Linked DNA regions of Homo sapiens: regions 1 and 3 are each linked to region 2. Evidence: chromatin loops called from intact Hi-C (ENCODE). Cell type or tissue: GM12878. All regions are shown on one strand. Links, peaks and the distances in the headings refer to the core of each region. The heading gives the core; the rest is flanking DNA.

What was found. Peaks named below come from ENCODE experiments on the same cell type or tissue, not always from the same donor. Only the 100,000 strongest peaks of a DNase experiment are listed, where the experiment ranks them.
Region 1: it touches region 2 in a loop (9-fold over the local background); 63 of 110 quality-filtered maps call a loop at or near these places.
Region 3: it touches region 2 in a loop (6-fold over the local background); 5 of 110 quality-filtered maps call a loop at or near these places.

Annotation. Positions count from the first base shown.
Region 1 is chr11:22,299,402-22,310,370 of GRCh38, reverse strand. SLC17A6-DT (SLC17A6 divergent transcript) reads left to right here. Exons shown (of 4, transcript NR_186351.1): 2 at 2,997-3,134; 3 at 4,564-4,714. Among named protein-coding and RNA genes, the nearest start is that of SLC17A6-DT, 33 kb to the left of the region's middle. In GM12878, for the core only: a CTCF peak has its summit at 5,847 (motif pointing right); a DNase peak (open chromatin) is centred at 5,665.
Region 2 is chr11:22,165,328-22,176,296 of GRCh38, reverse strand. LOC124902645 (a long non-coding RNA gene) reads left to right here and starts at 6,374. Exons shown (of 4, transcript XR_007062622.1): 1 at 6,374-6,529. In GM12878, for the core only: no CTCF peak of the experiment used is centred there; no DNase peak of the experiment used is centred there; H3K27me3 peaks cover 150 bases.
Region 3 is chr11:22,239,255-22,250,223 of GRCh38, reverse strand. It overlaps ANO5 (anoctamin 5), which reads right to left. Exons shown (of 22, transcript NM_213599.3): 9 at 10,540-10,655. Among named protein-coding and RNA genes, the nearest start is that of ANO5, 52 kb to the right of the region's middle. In GM12878, for the core only: a CTCF peak has its summit at 5,047 (motif pointing left); a DNase peak (open chromatin) is centred at 4,940.

The DNA.
Region 1 (10,969 bases), core at 968-8,967, 140 kb before region 2:
ACGAGGTCAGGAGATCGAGACCATCCTGGCTAACATGGTGAAACCCCATCTGTAAGAAAAATACAAAAAGTTAGCCGGGCATGGTGGCGGGCGCCTGTAGTCCCAGCTACTTGGGAGGCTGAGGCAGAAGAATGTCATGAACCCAGGAGGCAGAGCTTGCAGTGAGCCGAGATCGCGCCACTGCACTCCAGCCTGGGTGACAGAGCAAGACTCCGTCTCAAAAAAAAAAAAAAAAAATTTCATCTAAATTCATAAATTTATCATTACAAATTTTTCATATTTTCTTAATATCTTTTAAATATTGTTGACACTTTTGTAAAAATCAATACATCTTTTTGAAACTGTAATGATATTCCCTTCTTTGTTTCTGATACAAGCAATTTAATGCCTTCTCTCCTTTTTTTCCATTAATCTTTCTGATGGGAAGGGTATCAATTTTATTGATCATTTAAAAGAACCAGTTTTTAATCTGAATGATTTTCCCAATTGTTTGCCCATTGTATATTTTATTGACTCCTCTTTATTATTTAATTCCACTTATCTTGGGATTAATTTAATTTCTTCTACACCTCAAGAAGAAACCGTAAGTCATTGATTTGTGTCTTCTTTTCCAATGTAAGTAATTAAAGCTATAAATTTTACCTCAGCCATTTCTCTAACCATACCCCACAAATTTAATTATGTTGTGTTTTCATTGGCTTTCAGTTCAACATATTTTAAATTTTGTTTTGAGTCATAGGTAATTTAAAAGTGTGTTAATTTTCAAATTTGTTGGAATTTTCTAGATTTTTTGTAATATACATTATTCAATTATATTATAACCAGACTGTTTTGTATAATTTTAATTATTTTAAATTTATTAAGACTATTAAGACTATTTGATGGCCCAGAATACAGTTTATCTTAGTAAACAATCCACATATTCTTCAAAAAAATTAGGTTTCTGCCCTTTTAATTACAGTGATATAATAGAAATTAAACCAGCTGATAGTATTTTTCAAGTTTTCTATGTCTTAACTGATTTTTTATATACTTGTTCTATAAATTACTGAGATACAAGTATTAACAACTTCAACTATAAATCTCTCATTTTTGTTTTAGTTCTATGTATTTTTGCTTTAAAAACTTTGAAACTCTGTTATTAGGTACACATGCATTTAAGTCTTCTTGATCAGGACTTCCAGTTATGGATTCTTGATGTACTAGGGATCTATATTCATGTGAACACCACCACAGTTAAAATATAAAACAGTTGCCTAATAAAGATTCCTCATGTCCTCCTTTTATAGGTACAACCTATCTCCATATCCTTCACAGCCACCAATCTTTTCTCTATCCTTATAATTTTATAATTTCAATACTATGATATAAATAGAATCAAACGGTATCTAACTTTTGAAGGCTGGATTATTTTACTCAACCCAGTTTACTTGAGGTCCATTCAAGCTGTTGCTGGTGTATCAATAGCAGTTCCTTTTTTACTGCTGAGTAGTATTCCACTGTGTGGATGTACCACGTTTGCCTACCCATTCACACATGAATGATATTTGGGTTTTTTCCACTATGGGGCTAATATGAATAAAGCTGGTATGAACATTCATGTACTAGTTTTGTGAAAAAGTTTAAGTGGTTTTTTTCTTGCATAAATGTTCAAGTATGCAATTGCTGAGTTTTATGGTAAATAAATGATTTATTTTATAAGAAACTGAAAAACTGTTTTCCTGAATATATATACCATTTTAGATATTCAGTAACAATCAGAATGATCCAGTTTCTTTACATCTTCACCAGTGTTTGGTGTTATTACTATTTTTTATTTTAGCTATTCTGATGGGTGTGTTGTGATGTGTCATTGTGGTTTTAATTCACATTTATCTAATGATGAATGATGCTGAACATCTTTTCATGTGCTTATTTGTCATCTGTACACTCCCTTAAGCAAAATGTCTTTTTCCCACTCACTAATGGAATTGTTCTTTTCTTTTTTGACTGTAGCTTTGAGAGATTTTTATATTCTATATATAAGTACTTTGTAGAATATCTGGTTTACAAATATTTTTGCCCAATATATAGCTTGTCTTTTCATCTTCTTTACAAGGTCTTTCATAGAACAAAATCTTTTAATTTTGATGCAGCCTAATTTATTCAACCTTTCTTTTGCAGATCATGGTTTTGTTGTAAGGTTTAACACTAATTTTTCTAATCTTAGGTTCTGAAAATTTTCTCCTATTTTTTATTTAATAGTTTTATGTTTTATTCAGGCAAGGCTTTTTTTTCTTTTGCCTATGGATGTCAAAATGTTCCAGCACCATTTATTGAAAAAGCTATCCTTCCTCTATCTACTTGCTTGGTACCATTTTCAAAAATCATTTGGACATATTTATGTGTGTCTAGTTCTGGATTATTGATTATATTTCTTTAATATATGTTTTTATTCTTCTGCCAATATCATGCTGTCTTGATTACTGCAGCTGTCTTTTAAGCCTTAACTTGAAGCAAAGTTTAATGGTTTTATCTCTTCTAGCTCCTGAGCATTTCCATATAAATGTTAAAACAAACTTATCTATGTCAGCATAAAAAAAATGCTATTTTTTGCTTAACAATTTAATAAACATGATGTTACCAATATAGTGGACGAATATAATGTTCTGTGTTTTACAAGATGATCAACATACTTCAGACTAGATTGTGGCAGAGAATTTAAGAACTTATAGAGCTGTAAGTGAGGTAAAAGATACACTCTTGTTATCTTTCTAGATTATATATAATAAAATGTATATTTATTGTACATTTTTTAAAAGCCAACTTGGTTGAGGTGTTCTGTTGTTTGTAACTTAAAAAGTCCTCTTTAATGAATAAGATGAATGTTGGAGTAAGACTAACTCGGATTAAATTCTTGCTCTGACATGAATTACATAACTTTGAGCGGAATACTAAATATCTTGTGCCTTAGTGATTTTGAGCATGAAATAATAATAATTAAACCTATCTTATAGATTTCTTCAGAAGATGAAATAGATCATCTGCCTTAAGGTTCTGGACCAGTGTATGCAACACAATAAACGTTCAGGAAATGGTTGCTATGATGATGACGACGATGATTATGACAACAATGATGATGATGAAATGAGTTGGTAAGTTATGCCATCGAATTGGTTCTTGAGATTTCTAGTTTCCAAAGCCAAGAGAAAATCATGTTTCCAAGATTCCATAGCAGCCCCACAAAGGCTGTGACATTAATTTTTAGTTTAAAAATACTTTGGAACGGACCATACACAGAAATTACTAAAAAGCTTAATAGCTTAATAGTCTATGATTTCAACAATAGTTTTAGAGCAAGGCAGTGCAAATTTAACTGGGATATTTTTAGTTTTCAAATTTAAAATTGTAACTCAGTTAAGGTATCACTTCAAGGCATTCACCTAATGTGATCTAAATATGTGAGTTCATTCTAGAGAAATATTTGAATTTTATAACATTTTGGCTAATTTTCAATATATATTTGTATCACCTAGCCTTTAAAAATGAATCTATTATATACTTCTTGTAATAAAATTGAAACAACAACTAATTTCAGAAAATGAATAATGGAGGTACCTCCATCCTACTCTGTAGAAGCCACTGTTGATATGTTAGTGTGTATTCTTATTAAACTTCTTTTAAGTTCATACAGACACTGATATATATATTTACATACATATAGAGAACAATATTTTGAAAATTATTTGTGTACTTTTCCATATTTCTAAGTATGCAATATTTAACTTAGTCAGAGTAAGATGTTTGTCTAGTCAGGGTAATTAAAATTTATTCAAAAAAGAATTTAAAGACAAAGTATAAGGTAATATTCAGTTTCAAGGACACAAGATGCAGTTTATAGGACTTTAATAATCATAAAATAAAGGCATTATATATAGTAAAAGGATAGGTATCTAATACATTTATTTGGTTTCTTAAATGATTAAACATAGATTTACCATTTGACCCAGAAATTCCACTCCTTGGTATATAGCCAAAAGAAATGAAAACTATGTCCACAAAAGACCTTGTTCATGAATGTTTAAATCAGCATTATTCTTCATAGCCAAAAGGCTTTAAATGGGTGAATTCTATGGAATGTATTTACATCTCCACAGGCTTTTAAAAAAATAAATTCATTCAGCTTCCATTTAACAAATCAAGAGCTAAGCCTAGAGAAATCACCCATAGAGTTCTTCCAGTGTATAGTTGAAGTCAATCTTGGTTTGGTATTTAAATCCTAAGTAAGACTGGATGTAGAACTGGGAAGAAACAAGGTATAACACAGTAGAAAGATGTCTCACTGCTTGTACTGATAGAGGATAGTGATAATAAAGGTGAAGTCAGAAGCAGAATGGCATATTGATAAGACATAGATCTCTAAAATTAGATTATAAATTAAATTAGATCATATATTGCTGCTAAATTCGTTGTAAAAAATACTTCCTGTTTTCTGAGGTTTTGAAGTTCAGAATAAGGCAAAAATAAATGCTTTAATTATTGAGCAGTAGGAGAAACAAATTTTTTTCCCTTTCCTCTTTCTAGGCTTCAGCCCAGAGCAGAATATGTTCCCTAATAAAGTATGAGGATGTCAGCACATGCCATTTGTGTCCCACCCAAAGCTGCAAACTTACTTAAAGTTTATCTGTAGCTTCAGGGGACAATTTCCATAATGACTGATGGCATTTTACCCTGGGTATGTACTTACATCTTTTTACCTTAATGATTTTTTTCTAGCCATGGGAATGTACTTGGCTGGTTGGGACATCTTGGACTGCTGAGGACTTATCGTTCCTAGAATCAACCCTCAATCTATGAGGGGGAGCAGTAGATAAAATCCCCATCTTGCTCTTCTCTTCTGTGTGAAACTTCTGAGCTTTATTTCAAAGTCTTTCAAAGGGCTTCTCAGTGGGACATACCTCTGGTTTCCCACAGTGATAACCCACTGATAAACACTTGCTTTATTCCTTTTCTCACTTGCTCATTCCCTAGAATCATATCCTAAATACAGCACTTCACCCACATACTTATTGCACTTTCTACAACAAGCAGGGGAACACTGAAAGCAGGGAGGTAGTTGCCCAGCTTTCCAGCTGGGGTATCCAGTAGGAAACCAGAAGTTGTACAGAGGACTCCACATAAATATGGGTCAGCTCAGCGTAACGCAAGGAGGAGTGGGTGGGTACAATCAGATAAAAATATATAGTTGTCCTCCTCAAGCCTCCCTCAATTTTTTGTGTTCAGTGGACCCTAAGCTGAGAATCTGTGAAACTGCCATTGAATGCAGTGTGGAAGAGTGAAGGCACTATCTAGAGAAGCTGATAGCAGAACACTGGACCAGGGTATGTATGAGGCACATAGCATAAACCCAGGAGATTTTAGCTAGCAAAACCTAAGGAGAGTAGATTTGGCAAGAGGAATATAGTTGCCTTTCTCGAAAAGTATTATCCAAGTAAAAAGAATATACTACAGATTTATTTGCCATAGGCTGCCAGTAAGGTTCTCAGTGACCAGACCTACAAGGGCTATTTTGCCCAAATAACAGTGGCGGCCTGCACCTGCAGCTTGTACACAGTCCATTTTCATAAACCAGAGGCCCATCTTTTCCCATGCCATTTTCCTCCTATTAACAAACTGGGACACCATATTTGCCACAGAAGCATGAGGGGGATGCAGGTTCTTCAAGAAACTAAGCACTTTCATTTAGGAATTACCGAAAACCACCTAAAGGGACTATTCATTTCTTTGGATCCAATCAAGTTGGAAACCTTAAGAACTTTTAAAATTGTATTTCCCCATACTGACCAGCAGGTGGCAATCAAGATAAGAGTTAAAACATTTTTGCCGCTGATGTGAGTTTCTAGTGTGAGTTAAATTGGGAATTCAACTGTACACAAATGAGATTACACTATCTCTACAGTTTTGTAGCTAGTTATTAACTCGACAAATATAGTAGAATACTTATGTTAATTTTAATGAATGGATTGTGTTATATCCCATAATATTATTTTTAAAACTAATTATTGTTAGGTTATTTCCTATATTTGCCTATTACAAACAACACTGCAATGAATAAAATATACTTGGACTATCAACCTTCTACCCACACCTTTATATCTACAATTTACAAATTTGAGTATTTGTGTAATGTAGATTTCTAGAATGAAATTGCTGGTCAGATGTATGCAGTTTTTGTGCTCTTTTTAAAAACTCTTTATTGTAAAAAAATTCAAACACATACAAAAGGGGAAAGAATAGCATTTAAAATCTATTTACTGAATAGATACAGTAAGGAGGTTTACTAAAATCTCCTTACTGACCTTCAACAAATATGAACAGCTTGTAATCTTATTTTATTTATCCCCTCTGATTTCACCTCCCCACCCCCAAAATTATCCAGGATAATTTTGAAGGAAATCCCAGGCATCATGTCATTTCACCTGCAAATATTTAGGGTGTATATTTAAAAGATGTGTGCTCTCAAAGTCGTGGCCATTAATACCATTATTATACCTAACATTAAAAATAATTCATCATTCATTTTGAAGTAAACACTAGATAGTCATGGCTCAAATATGTTTTCCTCCTAATTTTTCTACTGCTGTTCAGCTTTCTCTTCCTCCTTTCTTTGTCTTCCTCTCTTTTCTCTCCTCCTTCTCCTCCTGCTTCCGAACCTCCTATTCTTCCTCCTTTTCCTCTTCCTTCCTTTCTTGAAGTTTGCTCAAATCAGGATCTAAAGAAGATGCATACATGAGTGATAGGTTTCTTAAGTTTTTGTTGTAGTTGTTGTTTTTCATACATTTCCCTCCACCTCTTTTCTTTCTGCTGGTAATTTATTTGCGAAAGAAAGCCAGTTATTGGTCCTATGGAGGTTTTTTAGTCTAGATTTTTGTGGCTCCATCATGTTTAATAAGTTCCTCCAACCCCTGTATTCCACGTAAATTGCTAGATATAGATACAAATAACAGTTTTGTTGATTGCTTTATGAGTTATACATATTTTCTTTTTTTAACCTATATTTTTCTGGCTACAACATCCATGTGGAATAAAAAGGGTAATTGTGTGATTTTTTTTAAACCAAATTTTTATTTTAAAAATTTTCAAAAGTACAAAAGCTTGAAAATAGTATAACTAAATGTCAGTGTACTCACTACTTAGATTAAATAGTTTTTAATAATTTGAGTCATTTTCTTTTATCTCTTTACTACGTAATTGAGGAGTCATTTGACATTAAGTTTTAGACATCATGTCACTTTGCCTTACCTACTTCAATGTGCGTCTTTTAAGAATAATGGTATTATTCCTATTTAACCAAAATACCTTTATCAGAATTAACAGTGAGGAATACTGTCTCATAATCCATGTTCACATTTCTCCAATTGTCCACAAAATGTCATTAGTTTTTTTAAACTTTATGTTTTGAAATAATTTCAGACTTACAGAAGAATTGCATCTATAGTGCTACCCTTTACCCAGCTTTCTCTAATATTAGTGCCTTACACAACTGTAGTACAATTTTCAAAAGCAGGGAATTAACATTGATACAATAGGATTAGCTACACTCTACACCTATTTTCATCTCACTAGTTTTCTCATTGATGTCCTTTTTCAAGTCTAAGATCCAGCCCCAGATCCCATATTTCATTTAGTAGTTGTCAAGTCTCTTTATTCTCCTCTAATCTGTCAGTTAGCTGTTCATTCTGTTTTGATGATTTAATCCTTTAGTAGAATGTATCTCAATTTGACTTTGTCTGATTTTTTTTTCATAATTAGATTGAGGTAATGCCTTTTTGGCAAGAATACCAAAGTACTGATGTGTCCTCAGTGCCTTATACTGGGATACATGATATTAATATGTGTTATTACTGGTGATGTTAATCTTGATTACTTGGTTAAAGTAGTGTATGACAAGTTTCTCTATTGCAAAGTTGTTATTTTTTTCTCTTTGAATTAAATAAATACATTGTGGGTGGTGATACTTTAAGTCTTTTCAAATGTCCTATTTTTATCATGCTTTCTCCTATTAATTTTAGCCTTTAACAATTATTTCTGTGGTTTATGTTTAATATGATTTGCCTCTCTGATTCCTTCCAATTTATTAGTTGGAATTCTTCAATATATTTTCCCTCATTTGTTAATTTATTCAATTATTTGTTTGTATCAGTGTTAACTACTGGGTATTATTATTATTATTATTAATTTTGTTGCTCTAATTTTTCCAAGTTTAGCTATTAGGAGTTCCTTCAGGTTGACTTCTGTGTCCTTTGACACGTCCCATCCTTGAGCACTCTTACTTTCTGTCACCAAAAAATGTTTGAGATTCCTCTTGTATTCTCTCTGCTCTAGCCTTTAGAATCAAATATTTTTCACCAGAGTCCACTCAGGCTAGATTGTAGTCAGCACTACTGTAGTGTCATTGTTTCCTGTGCTCTCTCAGAGAACGTAACTAGAAAATATATGCATGTACATTAAAATATGCACATCTACATTTTTTATATTTGTCTATCATTTATCTAATCTATCATGAGTATTTTGTTACCTTTAGTTCCGACTTAAAACCGTAGAGTTCATTTCTGCTTTTCTCTTTCTGTTATTTATAACTTCTTTCTCTGGCAGTGATAAACCCTATTCTCATTATCCACATTATATTTACTTATTTTTCAATTCTAGTATATACATAAATAATTTCAGAATTGCCAGGTCATATTCCTGTGAGAAAGACATTTACTAACTAGAGTATAATATGTAAGTATACTTCTTTCTGTATTTAGCCTTACAGTATAGAGTCAAATTACATTGTTTTCCAGGTACTTAGGTTATTTTTTTTCTTCCCCATGCCCTGTAAAGTGGATTTATTATTCACTTTTAATATAGTTGTTTATTTTTAAATTTGTATTCCACCTGGAGTTTCTACCCTACATCCTGATGGACTTCTTTCTTTTTTAATTTCAAGGTTTGTGAAATATTACCATACTTATAACAGTCAGAGGTATTGAAAAGGTATGCCTGGAAAACATTGTTCCTCATCATTCCTTCTACCAAATATTTATTCTATTCTCATCATTTCCTGTAGGTAAGTAATATCATTAGTTTCTGGTTTATTCTTCTATTTCTTTTGCAAAAATTAGCAGATATACGATACACATATATATTTGTTTTTTATCCAATTCGCTTTTGTACCAAGTGTAGCACACCACAGGACCTCTTTTGGATTTTGCTTTTCTCACATAACTGTGTATCTTGCAAATCATTCCATATCCATTCAGACAGATCTCTTTATTCTTTTTTACACAACTGAATAATATTCCATTGTGTGGATGTGTTACAGTTTACTTAAGCACTCACTGTTCTATGTATGAACATTTATACTGTTTTTAATATTTTGCAATTATAAACAGTGTTGTAAAGAATAACCTATTGCATATGTATTTTTGTATTGTTCAAGATATGTCTTTAGGATAGATTTCTAGAAGAAGAAATGCTAGGTGAAAAAAATAAATGCATATGTAGTTTTGTTGGGTGTTACAACCATGATAATATTTCACAAACCTTGAAATAAAAAGAAATTAAAATCAATCAGGATGTAGAATAGAACCCCCAAATGGAATAAAAGCAAAACGATAGGCCGGGCACGGTGGCTCACACCTGTAATCTCAGCACTTTGGGAGTTGGAGGTGGGCGGATCATGAGGTCAGGAGATCTAGACCATCCTGGCTAACACGGTGAAACCCCGTTTCTACTAAAAGTACAAAAAATTAGCCAGGCGTGGTGGTGGGCGCCTGTAGTCCCAGCTACTCGGGAGGCTGAGGCAGGAGAATGGCGAGAACACAGGAGGCAGAGCTTGCAGTGAGCCGAGATCGCGCCACTGCACTCCAGCCTGGGCAACAGAGCGAGACTCCGTCTCAAAAAAAAAAAAAAAAAAAAAAAAAAAATGCTAAACGATAAATTATCTTCTCAGTGGGTTGTACAGTTTATATCTCACTAGGAACATAAAAGAGTGCCTTTTTCCCCATAGCCTCATAAAAAGTTCGTCATCAAACTTAAATGTTTACAAATCTGATAGGTGAAAAATGCTGCCTCAGTGTTGTTTCAATTTGCATTCCTCTAATTATAAGTTCAACACTTTTCATATATTTGAGGACCATTTTTATATATTTTTCATTAATTATCTGTTCATTTCTTTGTCCCATTTTTTCTATAGGCCCTCAGTCCTCTGTACTTTAATTTTTAGGGTTCTTTATGAAATAGAGATATTTGTCCTTTGTCTAAGTTGCAAATATTTTCTCCCAGTTGGTCATTTCCCTTATGGTACCTTTGTAATGCATTTTTAAAATTTTTTACAAAATCAACTTTACCAATCTTTTGCCAATCCAGTGTCTTTGGATTTTGAGTCATGGTTATGAGGCTCTTTTGAAGTAGCACATTCTTTGAACTCCCTTCCTTGCATTCTGTGTTCTGACCTGCCCAGACACTTTTCGAGTATTTTTAGGCTTTGATGTACTCAATTTGGGGGCAGCACTTTTACATCAACCTTAGGCCCCTTTGATAGCTTTCATTTTGTCTTCCCTGTGGTTTTTCCATTTGTTTGTTTCTGGTCTAACTTCGTTCACAGTAAAGCCTTGCTGTAGGATGGGTGTAGAGCAGGAATATGAAAGATCATTAACTGGGATTTGGCGACTTCTCTACCTTTACTCACAGTTAATGTGAAATTTCAACCATTCTCTTTCTTCAAGATATGCTAAAGCATGCATTTTGTATACAGTTACTTTTCTCTTTTTGCTGTTTTGTATTGTTTTGGAAGAAAATATTGACAGACTGGTGGCACTACTATTATCTTCAGCTACCCTGAAGTCTATAGTTTGTGTCACTTTTTAAATATCAATATTATATCAAGGCTCATGTTCTCTTTTAATCTACAACTGCATTCCTCCTCCATTTTTCATTACTTTTT
Region 2 (10,969 bases), core at 2,021-10,020:
AGCTGCTGGGCTTTAGCCACAGGATTTGGGTTGAGAAGGAAAAGAATGGAATCTGGTGATTGCAGTATCCCCATGAAACAGGTATCAGGAGAGTTCCTAACACCCTCTTGGATTTAGTCTTCTGTACCTGTAGAGGATAAAAGCAGACCTGCTGAAAGAGAAGGGATGCCAACTGTAGCTAAGGAAAGAAACCAAGAACAATAGCAGAGGAAAAGGACAGTGAATTAAGCTTAAGGAATGAATTCAAGGTCAGAAACAGAGAACAGGAGCATGTTGTGGAATTAAGAGTGATATGTTGCTATGGTTTAAATGTGTCCCTCCCAAAGCTCATGTTGAAACTTAATCCTCAGTGCACCAGTTTTAAGAGGTGGGGTCCTTAGGAGGTGATTAGGCAATAAGGGTTCTGCCCTCATGAATGGATTAGTGTCTTTATCAAAGGGCTTGGGGAAGGGAGTTTGGTCTGTTTTGCATTTCTTCCATGTAAGGACATCTAGACAGTGCCATCCATGAGAAATGAGCCCTCACTAGATCCTGAATTTACCAGCAATTTAATGTTGGCTTTCCTAGCCTCCAGAATTGTGAAAAATAAATTTTTGTTCTTTATAAATTACTCAGCCTCAGGTATTTTGTTATAGCAGTACAAATGGCCTAAGACATAAATCAAATATACATAGATGCTATTTATTCATTTGCTACGGCTACTATAACAAAATACTGCTGACTGCGTGGCTCGAACAACATAAATTTATTGTCTCACAATGTCTCACAGTTCTGGAGATAGAAGTCCAAGATCAAAAGCTTAGCACATTTGTTTTTCCTAAGGCCTCTCTCCTTCGCTAGCAGATGACCACCTCTTTGCTGTCTTCACATGGTCTTTCCTCTGTGTGCACGCATCCCTGGTGTCTCCTTGTGTGTCCAAATTTCCTCTTCTTATAAGGACACTGGGCCTATGTGATTAGAACCTAATCCTTATGACCTTATTTAAACTTAATCACCTCCATAAAAGCCCTATCTCCAAACATCCTGAGGCACTTGGGAGTGAAGTCTTCAACATACGAATTTGGGGAAAGGGGAGCACAAGTTGGCCCATAACAGTTACATATTCAGTAAAATGAACAAACACGGTTTTTAGCACAATATAAACACTACTTCATGTTAGTCTTCCACTATCTCTTAAACATCTATTTAGTGGAGGTAAAAATTTCCTGATCCTGAATAATATTTGGAAAGAGTCCAAAAATTTTCAAACTTTCAGAGAGTTAAAAGATCATTTAAATTTATGAAACATTGTTTCAATTAAGTAATTAGGATGCACCCATATTTAGATATTAATCAAGTAATTCAATATTTATTGAAAGATAAGATTTTTCTCCACCTTCTTGTAGATGGCAGCTGCCTGCCTTCAGGGAAGGGAATGTTGAACTCTTCATCTCTGTCCTACTCCTAACCCACATACTAACTAATGTTTCTGGTTTTCTAGAGGCAAAGGAAAGAAGAACGAAAGTAGAGGTGAGGAAAGGCAACATATGTTATAACTAGGCCGGATATCTTTTTGTTCTCCGTCTTCAGCAAATGCACGTGGAACCCTAGTGATCACCATTGATGAATACTTCTCTCCAGCAATATCCTTAACCTGAGTGGATGAACCCTTATTCCAATTGGTTACTTATGGCTTATTTCCCTAGCCTTTACCCAACTCCTTGCAGGTCAGAACTCTCTGCCCTTCTAGAGAGCTTTATTGGCCAGGACCATGGATGACCCAATACTGCCTTTTGCTCCTGCATGTTTTATGTCTGTTTAATGAAAAATCTGTCTCATCCTCTTGCTCCAGTGAAGTCTGAGAGTTCAGGTCTATCCCAATGCACCCCCTTCTACTTTGTTGCCATAGACTACATTGGCATTCTCAGGCACAAATCAGTTAGTGGTCCTCAGCATTTCTCAAATGCAGGATACACATTTTAATCTCATTAACGGTCCTATGATTACTTCTTTGCCTCAATAAGTTTGAAGAGAGAGAAATATGCCAAAAATGTTATTAAAACTTTATAAAATAAGTATTAATGTAGGAATGGTGGAAAAGATTATTTCTTTTCTCTCCATTCATTTTCCATCTGTTGAATATTTTACATTGATTTTTAAAATAAAATTTTTATTTTAGAATAGTTGTAGAGTTACAGAAAAATTGCAAAAATATTAGAGAGTTCCTTTATACCCAACAACTAATTTCTCCTATTACTATTTATTTATTTTAGTGTCTCACTATTTTGCTCAGCCGGGACTTGAACCCTTGAACTCTAGTGATTCTCCCACCTCAACCTCCTGAGAATTTCCCCTATTATTGAGATTTTAAATTATATAGTAAATTTGTTAAAATTAATGAACCCAAACTGATACGTTACCATTACCTAAAGTTCACACTTTATTCAGATTTTTTTACTTTTCACCCAGTGTCCTATTTCTGTTCTAAGATCCCATCCAGGATACCACATTGCATTTAGTTTGTTTTGTCTCATGCTCCTACAGGCTGTGACAGTTTCCCTGATTTTCCTTATTTTTTGATGACCTAGACAGTTTTGAGGAGCACTAGTCAGGTTTTATGCAGATTGTCACTCAATTGAGATATGCCTAACGTTTTTGTCATGATTAGACTGTGGTAATATATTTTGGGGAAGAAGACGACAGGGTAAAGTGTTATTTTTATCACATCATATCAAGGGTAAATACTCTCGATGTGACTTATTACTGTTGATATTTATCTTAATCATCTGGCTGAAGTAGTGTTTTGTAGATTTCTTTACTGTAAAGTTATGGTTTTTTAACCTCCTTTTCATATTGTATTATTTGGAAGGAAGTCACAATGCATAGCTCACTCACTTAAAGTAGTTACACCCTCACATCCTTGAAGAAAAAGTAACTACCTAAACTATTGAAATTATTTTGCATATAAAAATTGTCTTTTGTTCTTGATTTATTTATTCAGTCATTTGTTTATATCAGTATAGACTCATGGATATTTATTTTATACTTTGGGTTATATGATGCTTTTTATTCTCGGAAAAAATAAAGTGCGAAAAACCAAGTAAATAAAAATATTTCTAATTTGGATCAAAATTGAAATACACTAATAAGCAGCTTATAATGCATTTTGTAAGGACCTTCAATATGACTTTTTAAGTAAGTTAAATTTAACTAAATATAATTATTGTCGTAAAAAATTTTTTGAATAACACCTAATTACGCTAAAGGGAAGGACTAACAAAATAACTTTAAAAAATATATTTTAAACTAAACAGCTCTTGAACATTGTACTTTGATATGCATGCTTATTCTAAAAATAAAATACCTATATGTATAAATTATAAATTATTTTTATAATAATTATCTTTTAATTATTATAAATTATTTTTTATTTGCCTGATGGGTTTGTATTTCACCATAGTATGTGTGTAGCGATTCTGAAACTATTCTCTGTGTATTGTGAGACTGAGTGAATGAGTAAAGACATTGCTGCAGCCAGAATTTTCACTCTTAGACAAGGGAGATACAAATATGGAATAGAGGAAGGCTACAAAGAACCCAGTAGTGTTGGACTGGAATTTTCCAGGGTCTTCCAGATAAAGGAAATGTACAAGATGAACCTGGAACAATTTATGGTGCCACAAAATAAGGATGTGGTCAAAATACTAGTAGTAGTAGTAGTAGTAATAATAATAATAATAAGAAGAAGAAGAATAAGGCATGTCAAAACTACAATGGGGCTAACCCAAAATGGCTCCCAGTGGCCAAATCTGGAAAGAAGATTAGAATACCAAAATAAATAATGATAGTAATGGATGATAACTCATTGCCTAAAAGAAGAGTCCATGTGCCCACACCAATAATAAAAATATAAATGAAGGATTGACGGAGAATGGAAAACTTAAAAAATACTAGAAGGCTAGCAATTAAATGAAGAAGAATAATGATGTTAGAAAATCACCAACTTGTGATTATCATAGCAGTATATCTTTTAACCTGAAAAAGAATTGATTCTGGCATGAATCATCAAAGGATGATAAAGCTACAGTACAAATGGTGATAAAAAACGGTATATGCGTAATCACAAAGCATCTTCCCAGAAATTAATCACCATAGATTAGACATCTGATGTGATCTACTGAAGAGAAACATTAAGTCATTTGTATTCCAGACAAAAATGTATAGCTTGAACTGAATTACAGGAAAACAAATACAAATTTTTGAGACAAAGTCTATAGAATACTGGCTTATATTCTTCAAAAAAAAAGTCAACGTCACTAGAGATTAAGAAAGCCTACAGACTAGAAATTAAGAAGATATGTAAAGTAAATCCACTGTGTAACACTAAGTTGGTTTCTTGATTGAAGAAAAAATTATATAAAGGAATTTATTGGTATAGAGGTGAAATTTGAATATAAAGTATAAATTAAATAATAACAAAATTCATGGCAGTAGTAGATTACTAATGGCCAGAAAGTTATTAAAAAAACCCATGTCTTCAATTTTAAAAGTAAGCAATGTAATATAAAACAAAATCAAAATCAAAATCATCTCATTCAATGCTGGTAAGTATATAGCAAAATGGATACTATTGTTTATCACTCATGTATGTATATTGATGGATATTTAGATAGATAACAATATATCTTTTAACCTGAAAAATTCCAGCTCCTTAAATTTAGGCTAATAAGAATTGTTTTTACCATATTTATATTTTGAGGGGAACTTAGACTTTTTTGAAATATAAGTTAATTTTTTTCTCTAACTATAAAATTGGTGTGTTGCCCATTTTAGAAAATTTAGAAAATATAAACAATTTCAAAAGAAAATTAAAAGCTTCTATAATTTTACCACATAAATCTAACTACTATTAATAAAGACATAGATTTTTTTTTAAACATTGAGAACATACTTGTATACAATTCTATTTTTTGTTTTTCAAACTTAACCTCATAATGTTATCCTGTCATTTTTTAATTTATGGCTATAAATATACCTTTTTTTTTTTTTTGAGACAGAGTCTCACTCTGTTGCCCAGGCTGGAGTGCAGTGGCGCGATCTTAGCTCACTGCAACCTCCACTTCCTGGGTTCAAGTGATTCTCCTGCCTCAGCCTCCCAAGTAACTGAGTGCACACCACCATGACCAGCTAATTTTTGTATTTTTAGTAGAGACGGGATTTTGCCATGTTGGCCAGGCTGGTCTTGAACTCCTGACCTCAGGTGATTGGCCTGCCTTGACTTCCTGAAGTGCTGGGATTACAGACTGTAATCTGTAAAGCATTAAGCTTATTTTTATTTTTTTACTATGCTATTGCTCTGGCACATTTCTCTGTACATTTATATTTTACACGCCTCTGGTTATTTTCTTGTTAGTTTTAAAGAGATACAATTTTTCAGGTTTAAAAATCTATCTGTTATCTATCTATCTACCTATCTAGCTAGCTACACCCACCCAACCACCTACTTACCTACCTATCCACACGTTTCCACATTGCTTTCTGAGTTTTTTTTTTTTTTGCCAGTTTAATACGCATGCATTTTGTATATGAGAGGGCCTATTTTGCTATCTGCTTACCAGCATTGCATATTATAACTTTGTTTTTGTCCTCTATTTCATTGCTTGATTACTATTGTAGCTCAAAATTATATATGTATATAGTATATATATTTCATACATATATAGTATATACATTATATACATACATGGCCACTAGTGATTATGCTACATGTGTAAAGCATGTTTATATTGGAATATTAGAGTTTTACATAATTGCCTTATATTTTATAATTATATATATAAATTTTATATTACATAAAATTATCTCATATATAATCAAAGGATAAAGCTAGAGCTATAGCTGAAGAAGGATATAGAAATAAAGCGATAAGGACAGAGATGATAAGAAAGAAAGGAGGGAGGAAGAGAAGGGGGGAAAGAGGGATAGAGAGAGAGGGAAGCAATGATATATGTGATTTCGATACAGATTTTACATTACTTTAAAATTCCCGAACAATAGATCATTTTCTAGTTGATTTTCATTATATTCTCCTGATATGTTTTTCTAGATTACTGTAAATATGCATTCCCCTATCTTGAAGTAGTGTATATATTCTATCTAGGTAGAGACTCAAGAGCATATATAGTATATTATTTTAATTTATTTAGTCCTTCTAGTGAGATATATTTGTGTATGCCTTGCAAAATTTCTAACTTTTTCTTCAGTATTTAGTGCCCTCTAGTGTTTACAAAGAAAGGATAACAATACATTTTGCTTCCATTCCGTTTTCTGTTTATTTAGGATTCCTTGCTATAAATGAATTGTATGTATACAGATTGAGGAAATGCTTAAGTATTTTCAAATTTAGTCCAGAAATAAAAATGAGTGCCAGTCAATTCGTTATTTTGGGAGAATTTCAGCTTTAAAATACATACATGGGGTTTCTATCTGGCAAATGAAGAATGAAAATTGAGTGGGAAACCTAGTTACCAGAGTGACCATCCTTTACAAGGTAAGAAAATGAAATATTCACATTGATCCTGTGAAGTTCATTTCATGATACGTTAGCAAATATTGTGAGAATAAAATCAGCATGAGAGAAGGGGAACTAGCAAAGAAGAGAAAGGAAGAGGCATAAAGGAGCTATTTTTCTTTGTTATCAGAAGAGTACTATATTCTTTCCAGGGGATTTTCCCAGTCTTGAGGATTTTTTTATTTTTTTCCATGTAATATAAAGATTTGATATCAACCAACTCTGCAGCTTTGGCTTATTTCACTTGCTTAATATGGGCTTCAGCTTTCTCATCTGTACACTGAAATTGGCTAGTTCAGTAACTTCCAAATCTTTTTGAGGTGGCACAGATGGAGTATACACTTATTCAAACAAAACAGTCCATGGAATTCTACTGCATAACACAGGCAACATCAAAAATAATCTGGCTAAAGTGGAGCAGGGAGCTTGGGATTGTTTTGGTCCCTGCCATTTAACTTCCCCTCTTGTCTAATCCCTAGTTGACCCCTGGGTCACCTCTGAGACTCCCCAGTTTCTTGAGGAATGCGATTTGAGCAATAAGGGCAGCAAAAGAGAAATTCAAAAAAATTTCCCTTCCTATTAGTTGTTGAAATTTACCCTCACATGCATAAACTCTGCTGTCTGTAAGTTATTTTATATTTCAAAAACTAGCAATTTTTTTCACTTACTCATATGCTTAACAAAATTTAATGATAATCAGGTGTTATGTTAAGTTCCAGGAGTGCAATAAATAGATATATTCCTTGTCCTTATGTGTATAGTCCTAGAGTGGAGATTAACTAAATGGTTGCATAAATATTTATAACATTATCGAATTGATACACATAATGGAGAAGTAATAAGTGTTACTATGAGACTATCTGATAGGAAGATTTGATCTATACAGAAGTATCAGGAAATCTTCCTAGGGGAGGTGATGAATGAAGTGGGATCTAAAGATAAATTACCAGTTACCTGGGTACAGTTAGGAAGTAGGAATATTTTATGCAGAATACGGGGCAAGAAGCAGCATAGCATTTTTATTAATTGAAGTATGGTTAATGTAGCTAAAACAAAACAAGCAAGGGATGGGGGCTGGTGGAGAATGAGATGAATAGGGGCCAGGACAAACTGTCTTGTAAGCTACTCAAGGATTTTGATCTGTAGTCTAAGAGAAGTGGAAAAATCTGTAGCTGAAGAGCAATACTACCAAAATATTTTAAGCAGAGGTGTCATGATCAAATCACTCTGGCTCTAGGATGGTGAATGCATTGGTTTGGCATGGGTGAGAAGATGTATAAACAAGAATACAGTAACACATGTGAGGAGATTATTTCTATTGTTTTGAAGAGATATTAGTCTTGGACTGAAATGTGTCAGTGGAGATTTTAAAAAGAAGGTGTCTTTAAGAAATTCTTAAGGGATAAAATTTTCTAACTTGGTCATCGATTGGATAGAAGACGTAGGAGACGGGGAGATATTAAGGATAAACCCTAGATTTCTGTCTTATTCGATGGAATGGATGAGACATGGCCCATTCCAAGAAGGGTACAATTTTTGGTGAAAGGAGAGTCATGAGTGTGGTTAGTTTGGCTATATTAGATTTGAAGATCTTTTGAGACAAGTTGTCAAGCTGGTTTACGAATTCAGATTTGAAATACAAAGGATCTATCTCAGCTGAAGATAAAGATTTGGGAGTCATTTATGTTTCAGTAGCAATGAAGACATAAGCATAGATGATGGTTCCTACAAAGTGCAAAGTGACAATATAATAGAGTCTTAATAGAACTTTTAGGAACTTCAACATTAAATGGCTAAGCAAAGAAGGCCAAAAGGTTCAAAGCAGGTAGGCAGAGCTGTTACTAAATCAAGAAAATATGATATCCTGGGATCTTGGAGAAGAAAGTGTTTCAAGAAGGAAAGGGTGGTCAGAAGAGTTGAAGAGTGCTGTGAACTTATGCAAGATAAGAACCAAAATTATTCATTGGATTTGTTACAGGTAGTTAGACAGGCATGAACAGAGCAGGAGAGGGCTCTCCCTGCCACCCACTAGAAATGCTGGATGATGATTTGGCAATGATCACATTGCCTCTCTAAAAGTGATAAATTGGAAGCCAGTGCCAGGGAGAGGCCATTTCCTGATGATCCATACCTGTTGCACTAAAGTGTTTCATTCAACGCAGATGCCAGGGAGAAGCAAATTTCTGGGCATGCACGTTAAGAGACAAAATGGTGGAGTACGATCTTCTGGGGGCATACCACCGGAAAACAGAAGAAAGAGTCAGATGGGCATGCATACAACTTCCTAAACACATTGCGTATGCTCACCTTCCAAGGGTTAGCAGGGCACTGTGCATATGGGCAGCCCACCTTAAAAGAAGAACAATGGGAAAGGGACCAGCCTATAAAGATCTAGGATCAAACACCACACTTGACCTCGGTGCCCGCTTTGGTCTCTTCTAAGTGTACTTTGCTTTTTTTTTTTGAGAGGGAAGTGTTGCTCTTGTCGTTGTCGCCCAGGCTGGAGTGCAGTGGCACAATCTTGGCTCACTGCAACCTCCGCCTCCTGGGTTCAAGCAATTCTCATGCCTCAGCCTCCTGAGTAATTGGATTACAGGCGCCTGCCACCACGCCTAGCAAATTTTTGTATTTTTAGTAGAGATGAGGTTTTGCTGTGTTGACCTCAGGTGATAGGCCTCCTTTCTTTCCTGTTCTAAAGCCTTTTAAAAGAAACATCCACTCCTGCTCTGAAACTCACCTTGGTCTCTTCTTCTGCTTTATGACCCTCAGTTGAATTCTTTATTCGGAGGAGGCAAGAATTGAAGTTGCTGCAGACTCATACAGATTTGCCACTGATAACTCAGATACCCTCCACCAGTAACAGATTTAGTAACAGGAGATTTTGGGTGATCTTCATGAGACATGGTTCAGTAGCATGATGGAGGCAAAACTCCAGGCTAGAGTAGTTTGAGGAGTGAGTTAGAAGTGAGTTGAAATATTTCTTTATAGAAATTTAGCCTTAAAGGTGAGAAGAGAGATAGTCTGCTAACTAGTATAGGATGTAGTATTGAAGGAAGGACTTTTATATTTAATTGGGAGAAACTTGGGTATGTTTAAACACCAAAGGAAGAATCCACAGAGATGTTGCAACATATGAGAAGGAAAAGGAATAACAATGTTAATCAACAATCCAATTTTCTGGAGAAAAGTAAAGGTGATGTATCTGAAAGCATGTAGGAAAGCATTGCCCTTAGATAGAAAGGAGATACACTTTATTTTAACCAGGGAGAAATATTGTTAAATTAGTTATGTATATATGGCAAATTTGCGTATTTCTTGGCAGGGAAGAGATGTATTTGTGTGAGTGTGTGCATGTATATGTAATGTTTGTATTTTCCCTGTAAGGTAAATGGTGACATCATCTGCTTAATTTTAAGAATAAAATGGAGAGTTAAGACTTGATGATAGAGTAATAAGTGTAGTGATAGAAGAAAATGAGCTCACCATATAAATGTAGAAGGATGAACTAATAGTGTTGCAATTATATCAGGGTTGGTTTCTGTGAATTTATAGCGTATCCAATCTGCTTTCCTCACCTTTATTTTATTTTGCTTTTTACCACATACAATTTAACTGGACCAAATACAATGATAAAGCAGCCATGGAAATAACATTTTACATCTATTTCAGACAGCCTGTATAGTGTCCTGACCATTCACTATATATAATAACATTATGGCATTCCCTGGATCACTGCTAATGTAATTGAACACATACACATGCAAAACAGTGATCTAATCACTGAGCACATGAAACTATTTAGAACAAGAAGAAAGAGAACATGAGAGACCACATGACCACAGATTCTGGTGGGATAGTGACGTTTTGATATACTAACTCTTCCTGGAGTTGGGGAGGGAGAAAAGAGGCATAGAATAATTTCTTTGTGCTTTCAGGATGGTTATAGAGGCAAATCTATAATGAGATGAAGCATGAAAGTATACAGAGATGAAAATGATGTCATATAAAAGAAAGAAAACAGGAAATTAATGTGACAAATTTCACTTCTAAATCAGCTTTCCATGCGAGTACATAAAACCTGGGATCCCAAGGTTGAAAAAATAATTAAAAACTGATAAGGTACACTTTACATATATAACAAACCTGCATATGTAAACCTGAACCTAGAATAAAAGTTAAAAAGAAGACAGAAGAAAAGGAAAACCCTATGACATTTTTGGCTGCTCCTTCTCCTTTTTTATATCCAATCTATTATCCTTCCAATGAGACTGACCTTATAGAAACAACTACATTTGTTTCCAAGAAAATCTGTCTTTAGGGTAATAATTACTATAACTTCTTTTGTTTCAGCTCTTCAATGTATTTGGTACATGAGTAGCAAGGAATTTAGCCAGGTCATAAAGAGATCTGGCCTTTGTC
Region 3 (10,969 bases), core at 828-8,827, 75 kb before region 2:
TAAAAACAGAATCAGAATATGGAAGAATGTTATAGTCTGGAGCCTTGATTTTGTATTCAGACAGGCATATATTCTAATTTTGGCTCCACTGCTTTCTAGACATGTAATTTTGGTGAAGTTACTCAACTCTCTAAACTTCAGTTTCCATATCATTATCATGTTTTAACACAAGATGGTGCTTATGCCATACTGCAAGGACTGATACAAGGATTAAAAGGGATAACAGATATAAGTAGAAAGCCAATTAAACGGAATTTAACTTTAAAATTTAAATAAGATAATTTGGAAAGCCTCTGTATTATAAAGAGAATTTAAATGGTTTTTAAATAAACTACAGAATATTCTACAATGTAATTTCTAGGAATGAACTTAACAAATCAAAACCATATCCAAAATCTGCATGGACTTTTGCTTTATCTCTCTAAAACTGAAAACATTTCTCTGACCGCATTGTAGATATACATTTCCATCTTTCTCCAAGTTTGAATCTTGGATGTTTACAGGATTGTGACATATGCAGCAGGCCAAGGAATTAAACATGACTACTTTAGCAAAAATTCTATGAAATATGCAGCCTAGCTCTTGGTTTTCAAAGAATTGAAAAGTGACAGCGTTTATCGGCACAACATTTTAATTCTCACAACCAAGTGTTTTGTTTTTAACTTAGTACCCATTTAGGAATGAGAGAAAGTAGTTTTCTCCTCCTCAGAAAGTCAGGTTTTCTTGTTGTTGTTGTTTAACCTGATTAATCTTCCTCCTTATTCATATAGATCCCAGCTCACCAAATCTGTGAGTCTTTCCACAGTTTCCTAGGCAGAAAGATGTGATACCTTTTGTGTTCTAGTAGCATGCCATATGATTCTGTGAAAGTACTTAATATTAAATTGTAATTTCTATATATGCTTAACAAGAACACATATCTGAACATAAAGGTTATAAACATTTTTTCTCAATGAGATTTTAAAATGTATTTATCATATTCAATATTAACTTTATTGAACATCCCATTCTTCATATTTCAACACTCTTAATATTAATAGGCATCTTTCTGTTTATCCTGTCTTTTTTCATTCTTTTCAGTGATGATGAACATTGTTGCATTGTTAATTTCCCTAATTTGGTTTTCCAGATCACTATAAACTTGAAATTAAATTATAATGCCATCATATTCCCTTGCTAATCTGCCATTCACAACTTCCTTAGCTTACTCAGAGTGAATGAACTTTTTCTCCCAGTTTTTTTCTGAAAAATGTAGAAATTATTGTAATAGTACATGACATCAAAATCAGAAAAAGTACAAAAATATATTTTATGAAATTTACTGTTTACCATGTCTATTTTTAATGTTTTAAAAATGGCAGAATCAATGTTATTAGAAATATAATATCAACATTATTGCTATAGACTTAACTTAAAAATTCTTTAAGTATTCATAAGGAAACTGGATATTTCAACAATCTTAGTTTTAAAGTACTACTTTTTTCTCCTTTTCAATTGTCACAAGTCTTATTCCTTGAGCATAAAAAACAAAATCCCTCAAGAACTCTAAACCTGTCAAAAAAAGAAATTGCTGAGAATTTACTAAATGAAATCAGGTAAGTATTTATTACATGTGGAAATATACAAATTATCTTACTAAACTTTGGACTTGGGTATCTAACAGTAACAGATTAACAACGAAATAATCTTTCAGGATCTCAGAAAGCAGGAGATATTTCTTAGATTTGCAATATGGTAAAAATGCATACATTATTGAAATCACATTTAATATTTAATTTAAACTATCTTGTTAGTCATAACTAAGAAAATAAGAGAAATCTAATAACATGAGACACTCTACAAAAGCTCAAATATAGGGAGAGCCTTCTTTTGAGTATTATTTTTTAGAAAAATATGCCATATATTTAAATCTATGATCTTTTTTAACCTGTCCATTTTAATTATTAGACTTTCAACTGATCTGTGGCACTGCACCATTTAACACAGCATCTGATAGGTAGATGTGTGTTAGATACTGTGTGAGGGGACTGCTCTCATTTTGTATTTCCAAGATGTAATATTTAGTTGAAGACATAGTAAATAATCAAAAGAATGATGATAGAATTAAATTGAATACAATCTTGATAAATCAATCAATGCAAACATTTTTTTCTAAAATGACTTATTTTTACAATGAATCCATAAACATCTGAGAAACTTAGCTTCAGTATTATCCTCACATTGTAATAACATTATCTGTACCACACATATATTTAGTCTATGCTATTTAGTATGTAGCAGTATTTCAATTTTGTTTCTAAGCATTAACATACAACATATGGATATCAAAAACAAATTACCTGAAGTGTAAGCTGGAAGGAAAAAAAAATGAGCTGATAGAGCTGATGTGCCAGTGATCAGTCTTCAACTTTATATGCTCCATCAGCCCATTTTTCTCAATCTTAGCATTGCCATTTTCCCCAAAAATATTATCTAATGTGACAAAACTATCTGTGCTCAAAAGGCAGAAAAACCACTTCCAGATATCTGGACATTAAAGTGATGTTTGGTATAGAGGTAACATGAAATATGTGAAATCTAGGAACTCAGATTCCTATAAACTGTATCTCTTTCTAGACACCCTATCATTCTGTCTTCCTTATTTTTGTCCTCCATATCCAATAATCCATTAGGGCCAATGAATTCTGTCATAAAAATATTTTTTCTAATTCATAGTCTCCTCTCCTTCCTGTTGTCAATGCCTTGAAAAGACCTCCAAAATTTATTGCTGGACAATTTTAACAGCCTTTACTTCCCTGAGTTCAATCTTATATCCATCTAAATTATCTTTTGTTTCCAATAAAATGATGTTTCTAAAGAAAAATTGAGCAATATCCTTTTCTTCCTTCAAAGCTTCATCTTTTTACTTCAGCATTGTTCTTCAGGATTTTGTTCCTGGTGAACATTCAAATCTTCTTTGCCAACACTCCTACTTGAAGAACTAAACAAACACACAATGCTCTTGTGTGTTCTCTTTGCCTGAGATATTCTTACCTAACTTCTTTCCCTACTATACTGCTACTTATCTTTCAAGACATAGTTCAAAAGCACTGTGAAGCTTTCCTAGAGGTTGTCATGAAGATAGGTGCTTTTCCCTCTGTATTTTGTTTGGAGTATTACTGTGCTGTAACTAATACGCATTTGTGTGTGTTCCTGCAAACAAATTCATGTTAGGAAACCACCATCTGATTATCTTTGTAGGCACAGTACCTTGCTTGATATGTAGTGATGCTTAATAAAGTCTCATTAAAAGAAATGTGTCAATTGTAATTATGCATATATGAATAAATTCTTTTCTTTTTTGCTTTTTTTTTTTTTTTTTTTTTTTGAAACAGGGTCTCACTCTGTTGTGCTAGGTTGTAGGGTAGTGGTGCGATCTCGGCTCATCGCAACCTCTGTTTCCCAGGTTCAAGCAATTCTCCTGCCTCAGCCTCCAAAGTAGCTGAGATTACAGTTGTGTGCGCCACCACGCTGGGGTAATTTTTGTAGTAGTAGTATTATTATTTTTTAGGTAGAAACGGGGTTTCACCATGTTGACCAGAATCGTCTCAAACTCCTGACCTAAAGTGATCTGCCTGCCTTGGCCTTCCAAAGTGCTGAGATTACAGGCAAATTCTTTCTATTTTAAGAATATTTTAACTTTTATCAAGTCTACCCACAAAACCTTTACTAAAACCCATGAAATCAACAAGGAGAGGAAAAACACCCAAACCCAATACAGGCCTTCAGTATCATGACAGAGAAAGTCATGATCCTCAAATTACCTGCAACTAAGGAAATAAAAACAACACCTGCTGCTACAAACCTAAGACACAGGAGAGAGGTGAAGATGTTTAAGAAATTATAGGGGAAAAATGTAAAGTAGGGTGGAAAACATAAAGAAACACAGCTAAAATAACCCTAGAGAAAAGTTTAACTAAATGCCCTAATGCAGAATATATGTTTGGATTTGGTCATTTATAATCTATAAGAAAGGATCTGAAAAGAGTGAGACTGGAAGTGGCAGCCTGAGATAAGCAATATTTCTTGAGAAGAATCAGATACAAAGAGAAGACTGGTACTCTTTGGAGGAGTGTCAGTAAACAGAAAAAAGAAAATAGGAGAGTTAGAATCTCGTAGAAATGAAAGAAATAGGCTGCGCAGGGCAAGGGAAGATGGGTGCCCACAGCTGTGAGACTCACAGGAAGCTTCAGGTCCAGCACACACAGAAACAGATTCTCCCTCACTCCCATTCACCAGGTTGAGCATCCCTCATCTGAAAATTCGAAACACAAAATTCTCCAAAATCTGAAACTTTTTGAGTGCCGACATGATGCCACAAGTAGAAAATGCTACCCCTGACCTCATGTGATGAGCCACAGTCAAAACACAGGCACACAATGAGAAAATGACATTTTTAACACTGCAGAAAGGTGTCTACAGACAACACATTGAGAATGTGTGATGGACTAACAGAGAGGGGCACTCTAGTGCTAGAAACTCTGTTTATAAATTAAAAACAAATTGAAATAGGTAGGCCACGTCCATAAAAAAACATGCAAAACAAAAGCAAAATCAGAAAATGTGAAGTAAATAATTTAGTCTGATAATTCTCCCCAAATAACATGAAATTGAATAATACTGTAATAAAAACCTAAAAACAGAGTGAACTCTTCTCAAATAAATATTTGCTGATACAAGAAAACCCCAGAAATATAAAAACTAAAAAAAGGAATAGAGAAGAGTGGAAAGATATAAAACAAAAATTGATTGAACTCCAGAGATAAGTAGAGCAAATTATAAATCATATCAGATCACATCAGAAGTAATACTGAAATTAGCAAGTAACAAAGGAAACACAGACACAGTGCCAGCGATCAGAGGGGTCTCCCCCAGGATCCCGAAGCATACCAGCAAGGAGAGAGGGTCATCTCTCTTTTCACCCCACCACAGAGCACTGCTGTGAATAGGCAGAAATACTGAAGCGCTGCGAGGCTGAGCCTATCTGCTGGCTCTTACTCCTAAGTGCCATCTACTGGATAGTAAACCAAATTACAACACCAAAAACATTCTGCCAATATACAAAACTGTGAAACCCAAGGCAAGAATCCAGCTACAAATAAAGACCCTGTACAGAGCCTTGGCTCTCTGAAAGCACCCAGTAATGAAGCCAATTGACTATACTCAACTTATACTACAATTAATGGAACACCAGCCCTCTCAGGCAAGAAAGATTCAGTGCAAGAACTCTGGAAATTCAAAAAGTCAGTGTCCCCTTACCTTCAAATGAGCTCCTCAGCAATGCTTCTTAACTAGATGGTAACAACAGAAATGACAGACATACAATTCAGAATGGAAAGGACACTCATCGAGATTCAAGAGAAAGTTAAAACCCAATCCAGTAATCCAGGAATCCAGTAAAACAATCTAAGAGCTGAAAGATGAAATAGCCATTTTAGGAAAAAACAAAACTGAACTTCTGGAATGGAAGCAATCACTACAAGGATTTTATAATACAACAGGAAGCATTAACAGCAGAATAGACCGAGCTGAGGAAAGCATCTCAGAGCTCAAAAACCAGTTCTTCAAATCAACTGAGCCAGACAAAAGTTAAAAAAAAAAAAAAAAGAACAAAACCTCCAAGAAATTTAGGATTACATAAAGAGACCAAACTTATGACTTATTGGCATTCCTGAGACAGGAAAGTAAACAACCTGGAAAAAGTGCTTGAGGATATAGTCTATAAAAATGTCCCCAATCTCACCAGAAATTGATATACAAATTTAAGAAAGATGGAGAACCCTGATGAGACACTATATCCCCAAGGCACATAGTCATCAGATTCACCAAGTTCAACACGAACAAAAAAATTTAAAGGCAGCTAGAAAGAAGAGTCAGATTACATCCAAATGGAAGCTCATCAGGCTAGCAGCAGACCTGTCAGCAGAAATCTTACAAGCCAGAAGAGATTGGAAGCCTATTTGTAGCATCCTTAAAGAAAAGAAATTCTAACCAAGAATTTCATATCTCATCAAACTAAGCTTCATAAGTGAAGGAGAAATACAATTCTTCTCAGACAAGCAAATTCTGAGATAATTTTTTACCACTAGACACGGCTTACAAGAGGTCCTTAAGAGAGTACTAAACATGGAATGAAAGAACAACACCTGCTATCACAAAACACACTTAAACACATAGCCCAAAGACACTATAAAGAGACTATACAATCAAGTCTACAAAACAACAAGCTAACGACATGATGACAAGATCAAAATCTCACATATCAATACTAACACTGGATGCTGAGATGCAAAAATCTATACACAAGATCAATGAAACCAAGTATTGGTTCTTCAAAAGAATAAATAAGACAGACCACCCTAGCTATATTAACAAAGAAAAAAAGGAGATCCAAATAAGTCCAATGAGAAATGACAATGATGATATTATAACTAATCCTACAGAAATCAAAAATCCTCCAATACTATTATGAAAAGTTCTATGCACATAAATTAGAAAATCTAGGAAATGAATAAATTCCTGGAAACACAAAAGCTCCCAAGATTAAACCAGGAAGAAAGTAAAAACCCAAACAGACCATTATAAGTTTTGAAATTTAATCATTAATTTAAAAATCTACCAATCAAAAAATGCCCTAGACCAGATGAATTCACACCCAAATACTAGCAGATAGAAATACAAAGAAGAACTTGTAACAACCCTGCTGAAACTATTCCAAAAACTCAAAAAGGAAAGGCTTCTCCATAACTCGTTCTATGAAACCAGCACCAGGCTGATACCAAAATCTGATAGAGACACAACAACAAAAAGACAATGTCAGGCCAATATCCCTGATGAATACAGACACAAAAGTTGTCAACAAAATACTAGAAAACCAAATCCAGGAGCACATCAAAAAGTTAATACATCCGATCAAACTGGCATTATTCCTGAGATGCAAGGCTGATTCAACAAGTGCAAATAAGTAAATGTGATTCACCACATAAATAGGATTAAGAGGAAAAACTATTAACATATGATCATCTCAATAAATGCAGAAAAAGCTTTTGATAAAATTCAGCATCCCTTTCCATTCATGATTAAAAAACCCTCAATAGTCTTGGTATTGAATGAACATACCTCAAAATAATAAGAGCCATCTATGATAAACCCACAACCAACATCATACTGAATGGGCAAAAGCTGGAATCATTCCCCTTGAGAAATGAAATAAAACAAAGATGCCCACTCTTACCACTCCTATTCAACATAGTGCTTAAGTCCTAGCCAGAGGAATCAGGCAAGAGAAAAAAAATAAAAGGCATCCAAATAGGACAAGAAGAAGTAAAGCTATCTCTCTTTGTTGCCAAATGATTCTACACCTAGAAAACCCTAAAGACTCCACCAAAAGTCTCCTAGATTTCATAAATGACAGATGAGAGAGTTCAGTAAAGTTTCAGGACCCAAAAGCAATGGACAAAAGTGAGTAGCTTTCTATATGGCAATAATGTTCAAGCTGAGAGTCAAATCAAGAACACAATCCCATTTTCAATAGCCACAAAAAATGAAATATCTAGGAATACAGCTAATCCAGGAGGTGAAAGATCTCTACAAGGAAAACTACAAAACACTGATGAAAGAAATCAGAGATGACACAAATAAATGGAACAACATTCCTTGTTCATGGATTGGAAGAATCAGTATCATTAAAATGGCCATACTGCCCAAAGCAATTTACAAATTCAATGTTATTCCTATCACACTACCAATGACATTTTTCACAGAATTAGAAAAAGCTATTCTAACATTAACATAGAACCATAAAAATGGCCAAATAGCCAAAGCAATCCTAACCAAAAAGAACACAACAAAGAACACAACTGGAAGCATCACACTACCTGGCTTCAAACTATGCTATAAGGCTATGGTAAGCAAAACAGCATGGTACTGGTAAGACACATAGACCAATGGAACTAAACAGAGAAAGCAGAAATGAAGCTGCACACCTCCCACCATCTGGTCTTCAACAAAGCTGATGAAAACAAGCAATGGGGAACGGATTCCGTATTCAATAAATGGTGCTGGGATAACTGACTAGCAATATACAGAAGAATAAAACTTGGACCCTTATCTTTCACCATATAGAAAAATAACTAAAGATGGAATAAAGTTTTAAATGTAAGACCTCAAACTATAAAAATCCTAGAAGAAAACCTAAGAAGTATCTTTCTCTACATCGGCCTGGGTAAATAATTTTTGGCTAAGTCACCAAAAGCAATTGCAACATCAAAAAATAATTGACAAGTGGGACCTAATTAAACTAAAGAGCTTCTGCACAGCAAAAGAAAGTATCAATAGAGTAGACAATCTACAGTATAGGGGAAAACATTCACAAACTACACATCCAACAAAGGTCTAATATCCAGAATCTATGAGGAACTCAAACAAGTCAACAAGCAGTATCCAAATAACCCCAATAAATAATTGGCAAAGGACATGAAGAGACACTTCTCAAAATACATACAAGCAGCCAACAAACATATGAAAAAATGCTCATCATCACTAATCCAGAGAAATGCAAATCAAAACCGCAATCAGATAACATCTCATACCAGTCAGAATGGCTATGATTAAAAAGTCAAGAAATATCAGATGGTGGTGAGATTTGGGAGAAAAGAGAACATTTATACACCGTTGATGGGAATGAAAATTAATTCAGCTGCTGTGGAAAACAGTTTGGAGCTTCTGCAAAGAACTTAAAACAGAGCTGCCATTTGACCCAACAATCTCATTACTGGGCATATGCTCAAAGCAATATAAATTGTTCTACCAAAAAGATGCACGCACCTATATGTCCATTGCAGCACTATTCACAATAGCAAAGACATGGTATCAACCTGGGTGACCATTAATGGTGGAGCAGATAAATAAAACGTGGTATATATAAACCACTTGTAAGTGGGAACTAAATATTGAATACACATAGACATAAGGATGACTACGATATACACTAGAGGAGGTAGTGTGGGAGAGGGGTGTGGGTTAAAAAACTCCCTATTTGTTACTATGCTCACTACTTGGGTGGCAGGATCTGCACCCCAAACCTCAGCATCGTGCAATATACCCACACAAAAAACATGCATGTATACCACTGAATCTAAAATTAAAAAGTTGAAATTATATAAAAAAATTGGGACAGCCTAATGTTTTTCAATAGAAAAACAAATAAATGAATTATGAAAAATTTATAATAAGGCATTCTGTGTTCCACTAAATAGTATCAGATAGATCTTTGTGTATTCATAGAAGGACATCAGTAATATACTATTTAGTGAATAAAGAAAAATATTAGCATGAAAGAGAAGAGAAAGATGCCATTGCTCTCAGAAAAAAAAATGTTTCTGCTTTTTTATGCAGGAACACAAAAATAGGACTAAATCAATATTATCCAAATCAAGCCTAGTTATTTTTGTGGAGTTTGATGAAGGTAGAATTTCACTTAAAACTTTGTTCATCTCTTAATTATTTGAAATGTTTTTGATAAATATTCTGGTTTTATAACTTAAAGTATTAAATGATTATTATTCAAAACAGTTAAAATAGCCATTCAAGAAAGAGTTTGCATGATTTATCAAAAGCCCCAGTTTATAAACTGACTAAGTGACATTAATTTTCCAAAATGTGTCCTCTAGTTTGACTTAAACATACTGTTGAGATAACATTTCAGTTGATTTGGATGGATCCATTCAAATCAGTCTCATGAAACAGATACTGTGATGCTGTGTAAGCATAGCAATGCAAGTATAAATCATCAAGGAAAAAACACTGCCTATAGTAGCAAGAGATCTCTAATCTAATAGTTCATTGAATAAAATCATATGTCTCCTAATATCTTGTATGCTTGTAGTATTGCTATGCTTTAAAGTGATAACCTGCAACCATAGTCTTCTTGCTTAGCTAATGAAACTATCTAAAGGATTGAGGTCATAGAACAAATGTCTTCACAGCTCACTGAGAGCACACACACACAAACATCCATACACAACCTTTGTCTTATGTTCCAAATTTCTGGACTCCAAGAGAAACAAAAACTAATATGTATTAAACACTAAGTGTTAGCCCCTATGCTAAAAAGTAGTAATATTGCTATTCCCGTTTTACAGATAGTATAGATATTATAACTAATGTGCTAAAAAGTAGTAATATTGTTATATCTATTTTCATAATGGTTAAGTAACTTGACCAAATTTATATAGCTTTCAAGAGACAGAACTTGGATTGGAATTCAGCCTAGCTAAATGCTAAGGTCTAACCTCCTAACCACCATACTATCGCTGTTGTCTTTCATCAGTTTAGCAACAACATTCTCCTAAATGAATTGCTAATTTATAGTGTAGATATGAAATCAAGAAGTTGTGAAATGTAGTGGGAGAAAATAGTAGTAAAAAAAATATTATGCCATTGTGAATAAAAATCACATTATCAAGTTTTAATTGGTCTGATCCTGTGTATGAAACTTACTTAATCAAGTCTAAAGGCTGCTCCTTGTAGAAATAGGAAAATCGAGCCCAATTCTGGTGAAGTGTGTATCTTTCATTGGTAGGATTGGGAGGTTCTGATGGCTTCCAATATTGGCCCTGCAGATATTCAAGAGGAGGGTACATAAAAGACGAAGCAAAAGACAAAGACGAAGTAAATAAACACTGCTGTTCTAAGAATGTTAGTAAACAAGGGTATGTTTTCTTTTACTTTTAGATTTCATATTCAATTGATGTGAAATTATTTCATAAACTAATAATATTTATTTATTAAATTATCACACAAAGCTATCTCAAAATGCAAGTAAAAGTATAAGACTTTGGCTTTACTCAAGCTATTCTTTCACCTGGAATGCCCTTTCTTCTCTACTCAAATCCTAATATAATATTCACGGCCCAGAGAGCCATATCAC